2 separate regions of the Homo sapiens genome follow, and region 1 is linked to region 2. The links are chromatin loops, found by intact Hi-C in ENCODE. Cell type or tissue: endothelial cell of umbilical vein. All regions are shown on one strand. Each heading gives the region's core, and the rest is flanking DNA. Links, peaks and the distances in the headings are about the cores only. Region 1 has its middle 66 kb from the start of SPIN1. Region 2 has its middle 120 kb from the start of SPATA31C2.

Region 1 (5,374 bases), core at 100-5,099, 64 kb after region 2:
GGAAAGAGACCATGCTGGGGCCCAGGGTGTAGGCTATGTTTCCAGAGAAAGTTGCAGCAACATCCCCACCCCAGCTGCCCTTCTGCCGAGTGACTTGCCCCTCCTCCACCAAGAGGTGGAATGGACTTCCCTCCCTTTGCATTGGGCTGGCCCAAGACAGGCTTTGACCAAGAGCACGCAGCAGGAGTCCCTTGGTGTGGCTACCAAGACTGGGCCAGGGGCAGCCTGCAGCTCCTCATCCTCCTTCTGCCTCCTTCACCGTTGTGCACTCCTCCCTAGTACAAGCATGGCCCTAAGCACCACACAGAGACAAGGCTCCCTGAGAAAGAGACCACTTGGAATAAGAGAGACGTCTGTCCAGCCTTCAACTGCTTTAGCCATCCTGCCTGGGCCAGCCCCAGGGGTCCCCGCCCCCAGCCCATCTGCCAACTGACATCACCTGCAGCAAAACTAACCTGGCTGAGCCCTGCCCAACTCTGGACCTACAGAAGTTTGCACATATGAAATGATGGTTGTCATCTTAAACTACTAAGTCCCTGGGCCATTTGTCATTCAATGAAAGGCCCAAGTGACAGGATATAGTTAGGGGTCCCAGCAGCTTGGCAGTAAATGCTGTCAGGGAAACCAGCACAGCAGAAAATGAAGCCTGGGTGGCTGGCCACAATGCCACACCCGCATATCACAAGCTACCACAGCCCCGATTCCAGCGGGCTCCAGGGCAGTGCCATCGGCGCCAGGAGAGAGGGTGTATGGAGCATGCTTGACATAAGTGACTCCATCTTAGAAAAAGACTCCATCTTACATTTCGGAAGGCACCACACCAACAAGGACCAGAGGTTCACCTAATTAATAAAGATGGCACCCAACCAGACCAGGACATAAACAGGCACACTCTTTTACCATCAGTCCTCACCAGAGGACTCTGTGGCCATAAAACATGCAGAACGTCATGAGCTCAAAATGGCCGTCTTAACAGACACTGTCTTGCTGTCACTGGTGATCGGTGCCCAGCATCTGCCACTGAAGGCTCGGCCTGCATCAAAAACTCTTTCTTGCAAGATGTTGACAAGTGCCCGGACCAGCTGAGGACACTGTCCATATTGCTCTCCTTGGACTGGTTTGTGAAACTCTCTTCCTATCCCCTCTACTCTTTTTTTTTTTTTTCTGAAACAGAGTTTCTCTCTGTCACCCAGGCTGAAGTGCAGTGGTGAAATCTTGGCTCACTGCAACCTCTGCCTCCCAGATTCAAGTGATTCTCATGCCTCGGCCTCCCAAGTAGCTGGGACTACAGACTTGGACCGCCACATCCGGCTAATTTTTGTATTTTTAGTAGAGATAGGGTTTCACCATATTGGCCAGGCTGGTCTCAAACTCCGGGCCTCAAGTGATCTACCCACCTCAGCCTCGCATAGTGTTGGGATTACAGGCGTGAGCCATCGTGCCTGGCCTCCCCTTTACTCTTGATGTTAAATGTTGTTTTGTTTGATGTGGAATGTTTAATCTGCAATATTTATATATTGATTAAGTATACTCTAATGTATGGTTTGCAGTATTGACTGACCTGTGGAGGGGTTTCAGCCTGTGTGCCCAAGGCTCTGACTACTGAGTAAATGGGATGTACTAAGGAGAATTGCCTCTGTGGGAACTTCATGTAGTTCATGGCTTTTATAACTGAAATAGCATCAATAAAAGTCCAGCCTTGTGGAAAGACACCAACTTGCATGGATCTGGTTATGTCTGACCTTGTGCTACTCATGACAGATGTGGACAGGATCACATGCTGTAGGGCCTCAGCCACACAGGCTGGTTTCTAAAACAGGCAGCGATTTAGAACACTGAATCTCTGAGGTCGCAGATTCAAATTTTTTTTTTTTTTTTTGAGACGGATTTTCACTCTTGTTGCTCAGGCTGGAGTGCAATGGTGCAGTCTTGGCTCACCACAACCTCCGCCTCCTGGGTTCAAGCAATTCTTCTGCCTCAGCCTCCCGAGTAGCTGGTATTACAGGCATGTGCCACCACGCCCGGCTAATTTTGTTTTTTTTCATTTGTTTGTTTTTGTTTTTGTTTTTTTTTGAGACAGAGTCTCACTCTGTCACCCAGGCTGGAGTTGCAGTGGTGCGATCTCAGCTCACTGCAAGCTCTGCCTCCCGGGTTCATACCATTCTCCTGCCTCGGCCTCCTGAGTAGCTGGGACTACAGGCACCGGCCACCACACCCGGCTAATTTTTTTTTTTTTTTGTATTTTTAGTAGAGACGGGGTTTCACCGTGTTAGCCAGGATGGTCTCGATCTCCTGACCTCGTGATCCACCCGCCTTGGCCCCCGCAAAGTGCTGGGATTACAGGCGTGAGCCAATTTTTGTATTTTTAGTAGAGACGGGATTTCTCCATGTTGGTCAGGCTGGTCTCAAACTCCTGACCTCAGGTGATCGGTCTGCCTCGGCCTCCCAAAGTGCTGGGATTACAGGCGTGAGCCACTGTGCCAGGCCCACAGATTCAATTTTACAGAGTTGGAGGAAAGGCATTTACAGATTCTGCATAGGGCCAGAATGTGTCTTAGCAACTAAATCATGGATGTACGTGTTTGCAGTTGGATCAAATGCCCCAAACAATTCAATATGTTAAATGTTTACATCAGAACACTTGTATCAGAATCTTTCTGTTTCTGCACTTAGCTCTGTAGTTTCTTTGGACCTTTGTGCCTGGTTTGTCATAGGCTAGGAGCCTCCCATAGGTTCCAGCAACAGCACACAAGTGAAGGAATGGGACAGGTGTAAAAAAAACCCACAAATAGAATGAGGACAATGCTGATGATGACATCTGCAGAGGGAAGACGACAGACCATTTCCGCAACACTGAACCCAGAGTGAAGAACGTTGCTGGAGGAAATAGCAGAGGAAACCACAACTCAGAGGAAGCCACAGCTAGACAAGCAGCTACTGGTGGGATGGGATGATGGAGGGTGGAGCCATGGAAGAAACTACTGTGCTCTGTAGAGTCTGGGATGGGGCCAGGGCTCCACAGTTAGAGGCAGGAGAGTCCAGTAGGGCTGAAAATCAATCAGGATTGAAGACCTGTGTGTAGAACAGTCAACACCCCCATCCCCACCCCACCCCATGCACAGAACTGTGAGGACATCCAGCCAGGTAATGACTCCAGGCAAAGAATCATGTGCACAGTCTGGAGGGACTTGAGCAGCTGGTGTGCATGACCAGAGTAAAGGCCTCCCCACAAAGGGTGATCTAAAGGCAGCAGTCCCTGTTCATGTCCCAGAGTTTCTGTCAGCTTTTATAGTCCCTCATTCTCAAATATAAAAGCTTAACAGAGGCTCGCTGCAGAATTAGAGAAAACCTGTGGTATGAAAGAAAGCAATGAGGATTCCAAAAGAGAGAGAAAGACAAAGATAGAAGTTTAACCTCAAAGAACACAGAGAGAATTCAGAGAACATAAGAACATAAAACAGGCCTGGCACGGTGGCTCAGGCCTGTCATCCCAGTACTTTGGGAGGACGAGGCGGGCAGATCACGAGTTCAGGAGATTGAGACCAGCCTGGCCAACGTGGTGAAATCCTGTCTTTACTAAAAATACAAAAATTAGCTGGGCATGGTGGCAGACGCCTGTAATCCCAGCTACTCAGGAGGCTGAGGCAGGAGAATCGCTTGAACCCATGAGGTGGAGGTTGCACTGAGACGCCGTCTCACAAAGAAAAAAGAACATAAAACAAAGAACATGAAAGAACAGAACTTCTTTGATCAGCATCCCCAGAGAGATTTTAGAAAATATTCCATCCATAAAACAATAAAACAAGAACATGACACAGTGAAAAATAAGCCCTGTGAGAAGAACCACAGTAAAAGCCTCTGGAAATTAAAATTATGGTTCACAAAATGTAAAATAATAAATATGGGTGGACAATAATGTTTAGGAGGTCACAGAGAATAAAGAGAACAGGAAACAGAAAATAGGCCAGAAACAATAAGAGATATAGATGATTAATACAGAGGTACAACACCTACCCAGTAGGAATTCCAGAAAGAGGAAAAGAAGGAAAGAAGAGGCTGGGCGTGGTGGCTCACGCCTGTAATCCCAACACTTTGGGAGGCGGAGGACGGCAGATCACGAGGTCAGGAGTTCACAACCAGCCTGGCCAACATGGTGAAACCCCGTCTCTACTGAAAATACAAAAATTATTTCTGCGCTACCCACAGAGGGGTCCATACGGCGTTCTGGATTCCCATCGTAACTTCAAGGAAAACTTTCACAATGTGCGGAGCCCTTGATGTCCTGCAAATGAAGAAGAAGGATGTCCTTAAGTTCCTTGCAGCAGGAACCCACTTAGGTGGCACCAATCTTGACTTCCAGATGAAACAGTACATCTATAAAAGGAAAAGTTATGGCACCTACATCACAAATCTGAAGAGGACCTGGGAGAAGCTTCTGCTGGCAGCTCATGCCATTGTTGCCATTGAATACCCTGCTGATGTCAGTGTCATATTCTCCAGGAATACTGGCCAGAGGGCCGTGCTGAAGTTTGCTGCTGCCACTGGAGCCACTCCAATTGCTGGCCGCTTCACTCCTGCAACCTTCACTAACCAGATCCAGGCAACCTTCCGGGAGCCACGGCTTCTTGTGGTTACCGACCCCAGGGCTGACCACCAGCCTCTCACGGAGGCATCTTATGTTAACCTACCTACCATCGCTCTGTGTAACACAGATTCTCCTCTGCACTGTGTGGACATTGCCATCCCATGCAACAACAAGGGAGCTCCCTCAGTGGGTCAGATATGGTGGATGCCAGCTCGGGAAGTTCTGCACATGCGTGGCACCATTTCCTGTGAACACCCGTGGGAGGTCATGCCTGATCTCTACTTCTACAGAGATCCTGAAGAGATTGAAAAAGAAGAGCAGGCTGCTGCTGAAAAGGCTGTGACCAAGGAGGAATTTCAGGGTGAGTGGACTGCTCTAGCTCCTGAGTTCACTGCTACTCAGCCTGAGATTGCAGACTGGTTTGAAGGTATGCAGGTGCCCTCTGTGCCTATTCACAGTTCCCTACTAAAGACTGGAGTGCTCAGCCTGCCACGGAAGTCTAGTCTGCAGCTCCCACTGCTCAGGCCACTGAGTGGGTAGCAGCAACCACTGATTGGTCTTAAGCACTTCTTGCACAGGCCCTTAAGCAACATGGAAATAAAGTTGATGGAAAATAAACATCAGTTTCCAAAAAAAAAAAAAAAAAAGTAAAGAAGAGAGACAGAAAGAAAGAAACAGAACATAAAATGAAGGATAGAAAATTATAAAATAAATAGTCCCGGCTCAGTGGCTCAAGCCTGTAATCCCAGCACTTTGGGAGGCTGAGGCAGGCAGATCACCTGAGGTCGG
Region 2 (5,374 bases), core at 61-5,060:
TTTCTTTCTTAGGAATGTGTTCAAAGATTAAAATTTGAGGCCATGCGTGGTGGTTCATGCCTGTAATCTCAGCACTTTGGGAGGCCAAGGCAGGCAGATCACTTGAGCCCAGGAGTTCAAGACCAGCCTGGGCAACGTGCCAAAATCCTGTCTCAAAAAAAAAGAAGAAGGAAAGAAAGATTAGCTGGGTGTGGAGTGGCACGTGCCTGTGGTCCCAGTTACTCAGGAGGCTGAGGTGGGAAGATTGCTTAAGCCTAGGAGGCAGAGGTTGCAGTGAGCCGAGATCATGCCACTGCACTCCAGCCTGGGTGGCAGCAATACCCTGTCTCAAAATAAAAGAAAATAAAAATGTGAAATGCCATACATTGGACAAACTTGAAAGCTAGATCTTTCCACCCTGATGCACTTGTCTCACTACAGGATTGGGTGTGTTCAATTGACCAGATATTTTGCCTTACTAAAATATCGCATGAGTAGAACTCTTAGTTGTAAAGGAAACACGCAAAAATAGTGTAAGGGAAAGGACCAAGTTACCATAAGTATGTGGAGGAACTAGACCAGCCACTGGGACCTGAGCAGAGAAACAGCCTCAGGCATGGTGGCGGGAGCCTGTAATCCAAGCTACTCAGGAGACTGCGGCAGGGGAATCGCTTGAATCCAAGAGGCAGAGGTTGCAGTGAGCTGAGATCGTGCCACTGCACTCCAGCCTGGATGACAGAGTGAGGCTGTAACTCAAAAAAAAAAAAAAGACGTGACTATTGAGCCTCCTAACAACCCTATAAAGGAGTTCCTATTTGGCTGGAAAGGAAAATACGGCACAAAGGAAGTAACACCTGCAGAAGGCCAAGAAGATTGTTCACATTACAGCTGACTTTCCCTTGACTCCAAGTCTGAATTCTCTCCATTGCACCCCAACGCCCTCCACTGTTAAACTAGATTCTGCCAGCTTGGCCAATCTCAAATCACCGTCACTTGAGTATGTATGATGTTTAATCTGGGAATGTTGTTGGGATTTAAAGCATTGGACAAATAGCAGGTTTATATTTGCTCAGAGCAGTGTGGGCTGCAAACCTGAGAAAACAAACACAGGAGGAAAGCCCACTGTCTGTGGGGGGCCTCTGGAGTTGACCTGGACATTCAGCTGTAACCAGAACTCTTCACTTAGCTCCTCCAACAAGGCAGAGTTCGTGGGGTGCCTATGGGTTCCCCAGAAATTGCCATGGATCTAACCTGATGGTTTCAAAACCTGTTAATGTCTTAGAACAGGTAGGTAGCTTCAGGTGCCACTTTCTCATTGTGCAGGTGTAGAAAGTGATCTCAGAAGGGCAGGGGCTTTCTCCAGATGTCCTCAGGACACTGTCCAGGAAAAAGTGCTCCACCAGGAGAGGCAGTAAGTGCTGGAGCGGGACAGGGACCCAAAGAGAGAAGTGTGGAGGGGGCAGAGGTGGTGCGCACCAGCCTGCAGTCCAGGTGTTGCCAGTGGGATGTCAGCCTGGTAAAGGAAGGAATGTGGATGGCCAAGGGCACGGCCCAACCTCCCTGAGCATCAGACAAGGCAGCTGTTTTGCAGGCCTCAATGCCCTAGAACCCCAAATGTTTCTGTGTGCTCGTGATCTCTCCTCAGTCTGTGCAGGATTACAACGCAAGGTACTGAGAAGTCAAGGTTGGATTTTGTTTGTTTGTTTGTTTTGTTTTGAGACAGAATCTTGCTCTTGTCGCCCAGGCTGGAGTGCAGTGGCGCCATCTCAGCTCACTGCAACCTCTGCCTCCCGGGTTCAGCAATTCTCCTGCCTCCCGGGTTCAGCGATTCTCCTGCCTCAGCCTCCCAAGTAACTAGGATTACAGGCGCCCACCACCACACCCAGCTAATTTTTGTATTTTTGTTAGAGACAGGGTTTCACCATGTTGGCCAGTCTGGTCTCAAACTCCTGACCTCAGGTGATCCACCTGCCTCGGCCTCCCAAAGTGCTGGGATTACAGGCGTGAGCCACTGCGCCTGGCCTACATGTTTTTTAGCCTCAAGTGTCTGGATAACACAATGAAAGCATGCTTGCCTGCTGGATTGTACAGACCAAGCCCCTCAGCATGCACAAATGGTTATCTTCAGTCACTTATACTTCCTAAGTTACCAGAATAACCTTGCACTCTCTCTCCCTTTGGCAACACAAACCTCATAGATTGGAAAATAGTCTTTTCTGCTGTCTTAATGCTTGCTTGCTTTCTATTCAAAAACTACTGCATGACTATACAGCATTTGAAACTCACTGTCTGATTGGAATTTGGGAAACATTGGCTTTCTTAATGCTGATTCTGCATTTCCTGCTGAAATTGAGCTCTCAGCTTTGAGCAGTCCCACTGAAACCAGGGGCAGCCAGCCGGATTCTCTGCAAGTCAGGAAATGAGAGCCAGACTCCCTTGCTTGTCTCTATGGACACTGGAGTCGGTTTCCCTTCCTGGGCAGATGAAAGGGTGAGGTCATTGCACATGATTGAGTGGTGGAGAAACTCAGCCTTCTAGAAACTAAGACCAAGCAATCATCTCACAAGAAAACATTTTGGAAGCTAGGTTTTCATCAACAACATTAAATAAATCACTGGTTTTTAAAGACCGGTAAACCCCAATGGCAGTCTGTCTGGATTTGTTCTAAAACTTAAAGCATGAGTTTTGCTTGTAAATGAGAGTTCCCTGAAATGCCAGCAAAAAAAAAAAAAAAAAAAAGCAAACCCAATCCTTTGGGTAATAGGAACCACAACAAGGAAAAATAGGAACCGCAACAAGGAAAAACATTTTTTTAAATAAATAAAACATTTCATGTTTATCCTCAGCAATTTCGTGTTTAAAAGAAACAAACTCTACAACTGCTCAGCATTCTTCACAAGGAAGGTGTGCCTTCAGCCTCCCGGAAAAGTCTCTCGGCTGGTATGACCTGGCCTGTTGCCGGGAAAAAGTGAGATTTGGCAGACACGGGCGTCGGGACAGCCTGCATGGTTACTGGACTGCAAGGTCTGGCCCCGTCAAAGCAGACAGCTCTATTATCCCCACAGCCTGCAGAACTGGGGTCAGGCGTGTCCTGATGCTGGATCTCTGCCCTCCTTCTCCCGGTTCTCACCCTGTAGGTGTCGGATTTGACCATTTGCACAACAACCCTCACGTTGTCATTCCCAGATCCTCATTGGTGCATTGTTCTTTTTGTTTATAGTAAACTTTATTTTTTTAGAGCAGTTTCAGGTTCACAGCAAAAAGGAGCAGAAAATACAGAGCATTCCCATATCTCCCCTGCCCTATAGACACACAGCCTCTCCCATTGTCAACATCCCCCACAGAGTGGTCCATCTGTTACCATTGATGAACCTACACTGACACATCATCACCCAAATCCGTGGTTGACACCGGGGTTCACTCTTGGCATTGTACATTCTGTGGGCTTGGACAAATGTATAATGATGTGTCCACCACTGCGGTATCCCACAGACTAGCTTCACTGTCTTAAAAATCCTCTATGCTTGACTGATTCATCTCTAATCTTTTTTTTTACTGTCTCCATAGTTTTGCCTTTTCCAGAATGTTAGAGGGTTGGAACCATATAGCCTTTCCAAATTAGCTTCTTTCACTTAGTAAATAGGTATGTTCCTTTTGGAGACCGTATCTCTGGCTCCTGGTTAAAGAGCAGGACTAGCTACATAATTCGTGACTGAGTGCAAAATGAAAATGTGGGGGCCCCTTGTTCAAAATTATTAAGAATTTCAAGATGGTGATAGCAGAGTATTAAGCCAAGCATGGGCCTTCTGAGGGCTGGGCCCTGAGAAACAGTGCAGCTGTCAGCCCATGAAGCCGACTACTAAAGAGTAAGGTTTTGTTTGTTTGTTTGTTTTGTTTTGTTTTTGAGACAGAGTCTTGCTCTGTTGCCCAGGCTGGAGTGCAGTGGTGCGATCTCGGCTCACTGCAAGCTCCGCCTCCTGGGTTCACGCCATTCTCCTGCCTCAGCCTCCCGAGTAGCTGGGACTACAGGCGCCCACCACCACGCCCGGCTAATTTTTTGTATTTTTAGTAGAGACGGGTTTTCACTGTGTTAGCCAGGATGGTCTTGATCTCCTGACCTAGTGATCCGCCTGCCTCGACCTTCCAAAGTGCTGGGATTACAGGCATGAGCCACCGCGCCCAGCCAAGAGTAAGGTTTTAAAGCAAGTGCCCAACATGTGAGTGGGTCCTTTGTCTTCTTCAGATTCCATAAAGCTAGGACATGTAAACAAAAGTGTTTATTATGTTTTTTTTATTATTTGTTTCCAAAATGCTTCCACAGTTGCCAACAACCTCAGTGCTCAAGCACTTTCTCAAACAACACAGCTCAAAAAAAAAGAGGGACAAAGTCAGGAGCTCTGCTGATTACTTTCCTAATTTTATCAAAACAAAAAAATGCAGTCTACTCAGAGGGATTGGGCTGTGAAGCACGAAGCCCCCTCAGTACCCATGAGCTGACAATGAATAACATTTATCGGTAAAAAGAAAACAGGCCCCTCTTTTGACGACATCTTGAATTGTCTTATTGATGACGAGGCAGGCTTATGTATTTCCAGGTAGCATGATACTAATGTAGAGAGCGCTGCAGCCGATTGGTTAGCCGGTTTCCTGCTCACAGAGTGAAATATGCCAGACTCCAGGAAATCAAGGCAGGCTGCAGCACGGGTGCAAGTCCCCGTGCTGAGGAGCACACGTTTGCTCTGGCTTGCACCTTATTATTGTCAACTAAATGATGGGCACCATAGCTGTCACTCCCCCTTGCTTTCTCCCAAATGCTGGTGCTTTAGAATTCATGCAACAGTGCAGAACACTGAGGGAAAATGCTCCGTCTCACATGCTGGCCAGACCCGTTAGGCAGAGAGAGTTTGGGGCGAGGGCTGCAGAGAGGACGAGGGAATGGCCCCAGGTGGCACGGTGCCTCACCAGCACACATGGATGCAAAGGGCATTGGTGTCTAGAGCAGCTGCAACGTGGGCCCACAGGCTGGGTGGCTGAAACAACAGACATTTACTTTCTCACAGTTCTGGAGGCTGCAGGTCTGAGAGCCAGGTGTCGGCAAGGATATTTTTCCTGAGACCTCTCCCCTTGGCTTGCAGGCGGTGTCTTCTCCCTGTGTCCGCACGTGGCTGTCCCTCTGTCTGTGTCCTCATCTCCTCTTCTTGTAGGACACCTGTCATGTTAGTTAGGACCCACCAGTATGATCTCACTGTAAGTTGATTACCTCTGTAAAAACCCTGTCTCCACATACATCCACTGAGGTCCTGGGGATTAGGGCCTCAACATAGGAATTTTTAGGGGCACGCAATTCAGCCATCGCACAAGGTAATTTAAATTCTCCCCAGAAAGTGAGAGTGAG

The links. Peaks named below come from ENCODE experiments on the same cell type or tissue, not always from the same donor. Only the 100,000 strongest peaks of a DNase experiment are listed, where the experiment ranks them.
Region 1: a loop joins it to region 2, with 2.4 times the contacts of the local background. A loop is called at or near these places in 1 of 110 quality-filtered maps.

Annotation. Positions count from the first base shown.
Region 1 is chr9:88,320,193-88,325,566 of GRCh38, forward strand. It overlaps the pseudogene RPSAP49. Among named protein-coding and RNA genes, the nearest start is that of SPIN1, 66 kb to the right of the region's middle. In endothelial cell of umbilical vein, for the core only: no CTCF peak of the experiment used is centred there; no DNase peak of the experiment used is centred there.
Region 2 is chr9:88,255,824-88,261,197 of GRCh38, forward strand. No RefSeq gene overlaps it. Among named protein-coding and RNA genes, the nearest start is that of SPATA31C2, 120 kb to the left of the region's middle. In endothelial cell of umbilical vein, for the core only: no CTCF peak of the experiment used is centred there; DNase peaks (open chromatin) are centred at 2,418 and 2,938; H3K27ac peaks cover 1,104 bases.